Linked DNA regions of Mus musculus: region 2 is linked to region 1. The links are chromatin loops, found by intact Hi-C in ENCODE. Cell type or tissue: left cerebral cortex. All regions are shown on one strand.

Region 1 (5,000 bases):
AGTGGTTTATTGTTTTAAATAAGAAAAAGCTTATGACAAAGAGGAAATCTCCTAGATAGCAAGAAGGTACCTTTAATGTTCTATATATATTACAGAAAAAAAAAAAACTGAAGTGGGTTTCCCTGCTCTGTGTTTGCTGATATAATAGCAAACTTGACCATGAAATCAGGTATGGTCTTGTCCTACAAATTATAGGTCACCCTAAATGATGACTTATTGAAAAGCTAGTCATGATACAATTTGTTGTTTACTAGTTTTATAAGTACTTTGCAACATAAAGTTATGAAAGTACCTTGTAATTATCTTTAACCATATCCCTACAAACATCAAAGGCATCCTCTATATGAAACCAACAATAAAGAAAATGTATTGGCCTTTGAGAACTGGGTGGGGCAAAGCACACATCACTCTTGTGGTACAGGAGATTTTTGTAGTTTTATTTTTCAAATGTATTAAGAAAACACAATAAAATCATTAATTTCAATGACTTGCTAGGGAGAATAATCTGATTATTTAAGTATTGCAGTGATTTTTCCCTAATCCTAACATCATATTTTCCTATTTATTTATTATTATTATTATTATTATTATTATTATTATTATTATTATTATTATTTATATATTGTCCTGGGAGTGGATTTTCTTATAGATTACAGTAGATATATACGAATTAACTCTAGCCTTTGAAATGAATATCAAGGAGGAAAGAGGAATCAGCTGAAAATACTTGACACAGTGCCTACATGACTCCAGAACCAGCTCAGTATGCTTTTCAGGACCCGCAGGACTCCAAAACCAACTCAACATATGTGGTGGAGCTCACAAAACACTCCTGGGGAGCAATACTCACCGGTGTCACTCCCATCTAGTCCCTTAGAATAAAGAGGCATTAGGCCATTTTCTTGTTGGATAGCATGTGTCCTCATCCTGTACAAGAATGCATTCAGAAAACGTAGATTTCTGGGGTAACTGGAGTTTCTGTTTCTGTGCCATATAGCCTGAGAATTTATATTTTGACCAGTTTCTTCAGCTATATCCAGTGTTCTGGCACTAGAGCCGCAACTTAAGAGCCTCTGCTCGACACCAGAGAAAACTTCTGCTAATGAACATCTTAATGGGTCTCTCAGCTGGTTTATTCCTTTCTCTACTGCCCTGAAAGAATAAAACATGCCAGCCATGCCAGTGTGAGTTTTCACTAAGATGATGATTGCAGAGCTCACTGGTTTTCTGGTTGACAATGTGTCAACCTCTTCTGAGCTGGGCATATCTGTTTTCTAAGGCTTGAGTTCATGCAATTCAGTGAAAAAGCTCTAGAAAGAAAGAAATAAAAATTTAAACAGTTTAGATTTCAAGATGCCCATCTACAAATAACCTATAACAAGTTATGACTGAAACTTGTTTGTCCCCCAAGCATCACAACACCCCAAACATAAGTCAGTTGCTTGATCCCATGGATGCTCACCTCTGTAGACATCTCATGCTTATGGTGCTGTGGTGCTGGCATTGTAGCACACTCATGATCACGTAGAGATTTAGCCTCCATAATTGAATCATAAATCCAAATGATAAGGGATGGGGCAGGACATCACTGCAAATTACTTACACAACTAACAGTAACAAAGAAGAAGCTGTGACTAGTGGCCTAAAAATAATCCAATCTACCAAAAAAATATTCCCAACTCAGATTTTCCTTAATTTTTCTCAGATGCCTGAATAATTCCAATGCCATTCTCATAACAGTGGAAAAGTTTCAGTGGAAGAAACAGTTGACATAACCTGTCAGAAATAAATATCTGAACACATGATTGCATTATGACAATGCCTCACAGGGACCTGGAATGGTTCATGGAGTATAGCAAACCAGAAACTTGAGCTTAGATTCTAAGCAAATATATGGAGAGAAATATTGAAGGAGGGGGACTTTTATCAGATCTAGAACTCTGAGAATATCTGGGGCTAAGTTTATAAAGCCACTGATTGAAACTGATAGACTTAGTGTCAAAAGATAAATATCATTGACTTCTCACTCCCCATAGGCCAACATCTGTGCAATCCCAATAACCTTCGGCCTTCTATAGATGAGACATGGTCCCTCCCATAGACTGCTTCACATCTGTACCCACTTTTCTCTAGATGGGGAGGAATATGAAGTTCAGAAGAGTAAAACAGAAAGCTGTGAGAGCCGTCTCCATGGTAATAGGTATATCAGAATACACTCAGGGTATGTAATCTTGCTCTCCATGTTTTCTCTTCGGGGGATATAATCCATTGGCCCTGTTAATCACTCTGTATTGGACTTAATCAATTTTTTAAAAAGATTAATACTACTACCATCTTCTTCAGGGTCCATTGGCCCTGTTAATCACTCTGTATTGGACTTAATCAATTTTTTAAAAAGATTAATACTACTACCATCTTCTTCAGGGTTCACAAATATATACTGTGAACCCAGTACCTGGGTTCCCAGTAGCCACTTAGTGAAAGTTAGGCATTATTATTACTTGGAAAGTCCTAGGCATTTAGAAATGCAATTTTTAAAGCTATAGCAAAGATTTTTGGCCTTATTTCTACTCTCCTGTTTAACACTAACATTATAATCTTTCCAAGTCCAGTTCTTAAGTATCTGCTACTGCTATTTTTGGCCATCTGTGATTCTTAGTAGCACCAAGTTTGGCGTTTCCAAACCACGACTAACTTCCATCACAACTCCCAGTGATCTGTTGTCTGTTTATTTGCAGAACTGGTCATAATTTAGTTCTTTCTGTATAAATTGTCTACATTAGCTCTTAAAACTCTGCAGTTGTCTACTGGGGCGCCAGCATTTGGATGGGTGTTATAACACTACATTTTCTCTTCATTACAAGTCCTAAAAATAGGGTGCAACTGACTAACGTTTTCAGCCTTCACAGCAAGATTTGGTTTGTCAGGAAATGGTGTGGGAGTAGTTCCCGTATTCACTGAAGGTGCAAAGTGCAAAACAAAAATAACTCAACAAGAGTTTAACAGCCCTTCTTTATGTACGTTATTTACAAAGGCCACAATCTGGAGTTCCAGGCACAGCCTTGGGAAGCTCAGGAGATCCTTCTGGAAGGGGGAAATATGCCAATACAGAGTGCATAAAGGGGAAAAGGGGTGAGGATAGACAAGGCTGAGTATGCTGTCTCTGCCCTCTTCATCAGTAGTGTCAACAGGACTTTAATGTTGGGCAATTTAGAACAATGCTGCAATAATGCAATTCATTAAAACACAGGAAGGCAGCTCTCCACTTTCATCTTCATTCTCTCTTGTGAGTGTCTTTGAGTTGTTTTATTTTACTTTGCAAACTAACACACATTGTATTAGTGAATCTTAATTGCCTTTGTACTTTCTGAGGCTTCATAATGCTTGGGACAAATATTTTGCAAGCATGGAACCATTTCAGGATTGTTGCTCTTCTATCCTTCAATAGAAGTTCTAAATATAGGTAGGAGAAAACCTCTCTCTTCATTAATGTGACTTCCATAGCAAATAGCAAGCACTGACGTTCGATATATTTAATCTCCCCACTCTCACAAACATATTCTTGATGTACCCAGAATTCTCAGATGAACATAATTAAATAAGTTGCTGCTATTTTGATTTGTTTATTTTTTCTACACTGCTGTTAGTCTTTCCATTACAAACATAGAAGAAAATTCTAGTATGTAGCATAACATTGGGGATAAATTCTTTATTTTCATGCCAATGAAATATTGCAATAAACACCATTCTCAAGCAAATGATTTGGCATTACTCTGCTCTATCACTGTCTGCAGTGCACTTTAGGAGTTAATAGAGTCACTCAAATGAAAGCAGAGATTTCCTGTTTTCATTTTAAGCCACGTTCTCATTAAATGTCCTCTTTTCAGTTTATAATTTGGAAAACTTTTTTGTACTTAAAAATCAGAAAGATATTGAGAGAGGGAGGGAGGGAGGGAGGGAGGGAGGGAGGGAGGGAGAGAGAGAGAGAGAGAGAGAGAGAGAGAGAGAGAGAGAGAGAGAGAGAGAGAGAGAGAGAGAAGCTATTTTTCTTTTTGTGAGAGGCAAGAGGATGATGGATTAAAGCAGATGTAGAGTGTTTGCAGTTATATAAGACTATTAGTGACTCTGCTTGTTCTGGCTTTTGTAATTTGTTCATGTCCTACTTTATATAACTCAATCCATAATGAGCCAAACATGAAATAAGTTCACACAGTATTCCACGTTTCACATTGTCAGCATATTTTTAAAGTGTAGAACAAACACAAGAGACATCATCATTCGTGAATAGAAAAAAGAGCATTTTCACATCCCAGAGACTGATAAGAAGCACAAGGTTAAGGAGATTAAAAACAAAACAACAACAGTGAACAGATGTGTTTGTTGTTGCGGACAGAGGAGCTTATCCATTTACTTCAATTAACAACTAGAGTGAGCACATCAATACTCAAGCTTGTCTGATGCCTTGATATTTTTTTTTTCCAATTTGACAGGTAATAGTGGGGCTGGGAAAATGTCACAACAATTTAGTGCTGCCTCACTGACCTTAACCAGTTCAGTGACAACATGGATGCATTTTGCAGCGAATCCTTATGATTCATGATAATGTTCTTTCTGTCTGCTCCTATGATGGGTTTAAAACTCAGTGGCAATTAATGGTTTAAAATCAAGTCCTCCCATGGGTTGTTCATTTGGGTGCTAAGCAAAATCAAGTTCAAATATGCATGAGCAGTGTGAAAATGTGGAAACTTTCTTTAGGACCATGTCTTTTCACTTTGAGTCATAAATGAAACCAACTCTGTTTGACAAAGGAAGACTATTGTGTCAAACAGCCAAGCTGCTAACCACCCCTGTGCTCTAAAACATCTTGTCAAAATTTAAGCAGATTATGTCACAGAAATTTAAGTATATGTAAAAAGCTCATGATTTCTCCTTATGAGAGTAAATTATCCCTTCAGCAAAACTGACAGTGGTACCCACGTACAATAGCATCTGCAAGCCAC
Region 2 (5,000 bases), 250 kb after region 1:
GAAAGTACTATGCAGGCTGTTAAAGAGGAAAGTTATTGCCCACCTTCTGTTATAAACTGCAAGGTCTACAATACCAAGCTGCTAAGCAAGATGTATCCACTAATGCAATGGTGGTATGAGTGCTGTGGAGTTAACCAACTCTGTCTTGATTGGTTTTGAGGATTGCTCCACAGAAGATAATTCATGTCTGGTACTGAACCTCATCAAAACTCCATAGCTGGGAGGTCATGTGCCATCTCATGGAGGGAAAACTACTATTGTTAGTTTGTTAAATGGACATGGTGCTAACTGCCTTCTAAATATTCATTTATATACACATATGCTTGTGCTGCTCATTGTCAGCCAGAGAGCCTTCTGTTGATAGTAGATTATGCTCAATGCAGAGACTCATAGGTGTCCAAACTGCTAAGACTAAAGAACAGTTGAGAACCCGGTCCTAAACAAAACATCTGATCAGCTTTGGAGGGATCCAAAGCTCAGGGAATGATAAGAAAAAGGAGACAAAAAGAATGTAAGGTCTGTTTGATGAGAAAATATGCAGTAAAACACTAAAACACTTTTGTTTGTTTGTTTTTAGATGAAATAGTCATTGGACCTTAGTTCACAGCAGCAGTACTTACTTGAACCCATCAGCAGACGTCATAGATGGGAGTGGGCTTGAGGTCCCACCTCTCTGTGAGTAGTCACAGGTGCATCATAACACTGTGATGCGGCCAGACTAAGTTTCCCCTACTCAAGTAAAGAGTACTCCATAGATGCTCATGTAAGGAGTGAGGCACATACGCATGAAAAGCAATATGATTTGGAATGGTTATTGGGAAAAATGTTTTGCAAAAGGGAGAGGAGGTTAAGAGGGGACAGTGTTGGGGTGTGATCACAATACATCATGTGTATAAGCATCAAATTATGAAAGAATAAGTGTTTAAAAATTAACAAAATGAGTGTTTGGACAGACAAATAAGCATTTAAGTTTTCTGAGAGAGTCACAGTCTAAATTATTTGGAGTTGGGTCTTTATTTTCTAGAAATCCTGTTTGGGGAAGAAAAAACACTTTATGAAAATAGCATAAGAAATTAAAGTGTGCAGTTGCTCTAAGATGAGGAAATCAAGGCTTTGTTTTGTATTGCAGTGATGTTAATGACTTAACATGTAGCCTGTGCAGTTAGGTGGTACAGCTGGGGAACTTGTACTGGCTCTCCTCCTTTCTGGCTGGGTCAACTACAGCAATTCTGTCACCTCTAACATTTTACTCCATAATTTGTAGTGTGGAGATAATGGTCTAGAAGGCCATCAAGTCCACTTAGAATTCTGTCTACTATTCCATTACAAATACAAGTTGTCTGGTAGCATTCTATCCCATTCTTAATAAATTCACAAAGAAGGGTCAAGTTGAAGAATGTTGTGTTACATTTGATAACACTAAAGAACATTGAGGATTTGATAACACTAAAGAACATTGAGGAAACCAACTACCTTTGATTTATTTTCTCCTGTGAATCAATGCCTTTAGACTCTTGAGGTTTCTTTTCTCATACAACACAAAATGGAAATAACAAAAGAACACAGACAGAAATCTTTAAAGACCTGAGATCTGACAAAGATTTCTTCCTTGTGCAAATTTTTGCTAGTTTCTTCTAGACTCTTTTCTTCAGTGGGTCCCAGCTACAACCTATAAAAACTTAGACAGGATCCAGGAGCAGAGTATTTACTTAGCATGCACAAGGCCATGAATCCCATCCCAACACTGGAGGTAAAAATATAAAAACATGAGTAAATATGAGTAAATACTAATATACTCCCTAACAATATAATGAGCTTTCCATTGTAATCTTACTACTCCTATCATTAAAGGGTGTGTATGCAAAAACTGTGGACACTAAAAGCATTTTGCCTTTCTTTTTTTTTTAACTTGCATTTTCTTTTTCTTTTCTTCCCACATTTTTATTAGATATTTTCTTCATTTACATTTCAAATGCTATTCCAAAAGTCCCCTATACACTCCCCCTGCCCTGCTCCCCTACCCACTCACTCCCACTTCTTGGCCCTGGCATTCCTCTGTACTGGGGCGTATAAAGTTTGCTAGACCAAGGGGCCTCTCTTCCCAATGATGGCCAACTAGGCCATCTTCTGCTACATATGCAGCTAGAGACACGAGCTCTGGGGGTATTGATTAGTTCATATTGTTTTTCCACCTATTGGGTTACAGACTCCTTCAGCTCTTGGGTACTTTCTCTAGCTCCTACATTAGGGGCCTTGTGTTCCATCCTATAGATAACTGTGAACATCCACTTCTGTATTTGCCAGGCACTGGCAGAGCCTCACAGGAGACAGCTATATCAGGGTCCTTTCAGCAAAATCTGGCTGGCATATGCAATAGTGTCTGCATTTGGTGGCTACTTATGGGATGGACCCCCAGGTGGGGCAGTCTCTGGACGGTCCATCCTTTTGTCTTAGCTCCAAACTTTGTCTCTGCAGCTCCTTCCATGGATATTTTATTCCATATTCTAGGGAGGAGTGAAGTATCCACGCGTTGGTGCATTTTGCCTTTCTTTATTCCAGCCAACTCCTAAGGAAAGTACATTTGGTGAGAAGTCTGCTATAGATAAGGCAAATCAGAGAGAACAGATGGCTCCCTAAGCACCAGTCACCCACAACTTCCCTTTCTAGTGTTTTCTTCTCTGATGCCATGGGAGCCGATTGATCTCATTCCTTCTTCATCATTTATCAAACATCCAACCATTGCTGAAAAAAGTCAAACCTGAGTCTAGTTCAAGCTAGACCCTCTGTTCTGCTGCGTGAACATATCACTGATTGAAATTTGTCCTTACTACTTTCACGTCTGCCTCTGTTTACTCTTAACAGACTTTGAGTGATGACCTCATCCTGAGGCTTTTACAGCAATGGTTATAGCTCTGGGAAAAGCACCCTGCATCCTTGAGAATAAATCTTTTTTTTTCCATAAGCAGTTTACTTGCATTCAAGCTGGCAGTCAGAAAAAAAAGGGCACGAGATTTAAAAAGACACATTTTTTATACAATTCCTATCTATATATTATTTCAAGCTTATTAGTGCCTGAGGCTAGCATGCCACCAAATAAACAGGGGCCTCCTATTCACAATGATGCTGCAGGTGGTAAGATAGGAACTGTAGAAGACCCATTTGATTCCCACCAAAGGTGTCACGCTATGGCAAAGAACTTCATCTCAGAAATTCTGAACCTGGGTCCTTTAGCATGAGAGCTGATGAGGCTAACTTAATTGTACCTGGTATAAGGAAGTGAATGCAGTAATATTTCAGGAGGATTTGCTGTGATTGGCACCATATCACAAAGTTTACATAGTCTACCTCATTGATCCTTAAATTTCTCTAAAAAGAAACTAACACCAATGCTGCACTGCTGGTTTGACAAAAAGAAATCAGAAAAAGGTATCTTAAAAACTTAGAGAAGTTGAATAACAAAGACTGTTCTACTCCAAAATTCTACTCAGAGACTTCATCCTACTACTGTGACTTGGCATACAGTTTTGCTTCCCCTATCTTTTCAAAATGGCAAGCTCCACTCCATAGTCTCCATCTTTTACATTTATTTCTACAGTGCTTTTTCAATATAGGTTTTTTTTTTTTGCCAGAAATTACAACCTCAAATATCCAGCACTACAGTTTAATATACTTTCAGACAATTCCCTTTTTGTTCTCTAAAACACTAATTTTTTAGTTCCCTCCTGCTTCCAATGGTTAGGATTCACTTGAGCTGTTAATAGTCAGGAGAAAGTGAGTCACAGGGACCACCCTAAGGATGCTGTAGGGGCCAACTGGATACTGCTGGCATGAAGAGGTTGGAGTAGAGATGAAGCAAAGGACCCTGCTCTCCAGCCCAGGCACCCAGCAAACAGCAGCAACATCTGTGGTTGTCATGGCTCAAACCCTAGAACTTGAGGTCCAAGTATGAAGACCTGATAGCACGCAGTGCAGTGTACAATGGAAGTGTCAATCCCTGTGATTTGATCAGTAAATAAGCCATACATATACAGAAGTGTAATACCATATCTTGTAAGAATACATAATTGTACCTTTGATCAAAATGTTCCTTAATGGCTAATGACACATATTGTATACTAAACTCAACTGACTATATTTTACCCCACAATATGTATAAACACAGTAATAGTTTTTAAAAGTGAATGCTTAAAAGACATCTAACACAATAACCTGATTATTTGAATGTTTTAACTTTAGATAATATTAATTACCATATCCTAAAAGTTGTATGTATAAAAATGTGTTGTTTGTTCTATTAATTGGCAATTACTTAAAGACATTATTAAGTGAAAATTAACTCAACATGGGAATTTACAAAAGATAAAAATGAGATCCCTTTATTGTGAAATTGCATAGAAGTAAATCTAAAACACAAGCCAATTCCTGCATGTTTTCTTTAATAGACATCTTAAGAGGTTTGGAATGAAAAAATAATAGAAGAATGCAATCTATCCCCAGCAGGTGACCTGAGAACCCAGCCGAAGCATGTATTGTTAGAGTTGGTGAATGTGGACATTAAAATTATAAACAAAGGCACAGACGTACTTTGTTTTAGTGTGGACACTATTACCATCACATTAACCTCAGTGGCACCTTTAGCTTGCTTATTTCACAACAGTTTTACCTGTGGCTCCCTTCATATCAGCCTGAGACATGCTCAGATATTTCTTGAAGCTCTGTAATGTATTATAGCCTGAGGGTGTGTCAAACTGGGCGTCTTCAGCTCGGACAAGTACACCACCTTCTCTATCAGGTCCTATTCATTTTGATTGCTATACTTAGTCCCATCAGCAAAAAGAGGGGGGCTGGAGTAAAGTGATTTTCTTTTTTTGCTAAGCCAATTTTCCTTCATATGTTCAGCAGTGCAGCAAAAGTTAATACATTCTAAAGCACACGGATTTCCAGCAACATTGTCAATATTACTATGTTCCTTTGCAGCTCTGGCCTAGCCAGTTTATTAG

Evidence for each region. Peaks named below come from ENCODE experiments on the same cell type or tissue, not always from the same donor. Only the 100,000 strongest peaks of a DNase experiment are listed, where the experiment ranks them.
Region 2: a loop joins it to region 1, with 13 times the contacts of the local background. A loop is called at or near these places in 5 of 42 quality-filtered maps.

What each region holds. Positions count from the first base shown.
Region 1 is chr4:7,593,392-7,598,391 of GRCm38, forward strand. All of the region lies in intron 3 of Gm33752 (a long non-coding RNA gene), which reads right to left. Among named protein-coding and RNA genes, the nearest start is that of 8430436N08Rik, 35 kb to the left of the region's middle. In left cerebral cortex, no CTCF peak of the experiment used is centred here; DNase peaks (open chromatin) are centred at 2,859, 4,263 and 4,715; H3K27ac peaks cover 2,307 bases.
Region 2 is chr4:7,845,002-7,850,001 of GRCm38, forward strand. No RefSeq gene overlaps it. Among named protein-coding and RNA genes, the nearest start is that of Gm23860, 27 kb to the left of the region's middle. In left cerebral cortex, no CTCF peak of the experiment used is centred here; a DNase peak (open chromatin) is centred at 2,618; H3K27ac peaks cover 657 bases.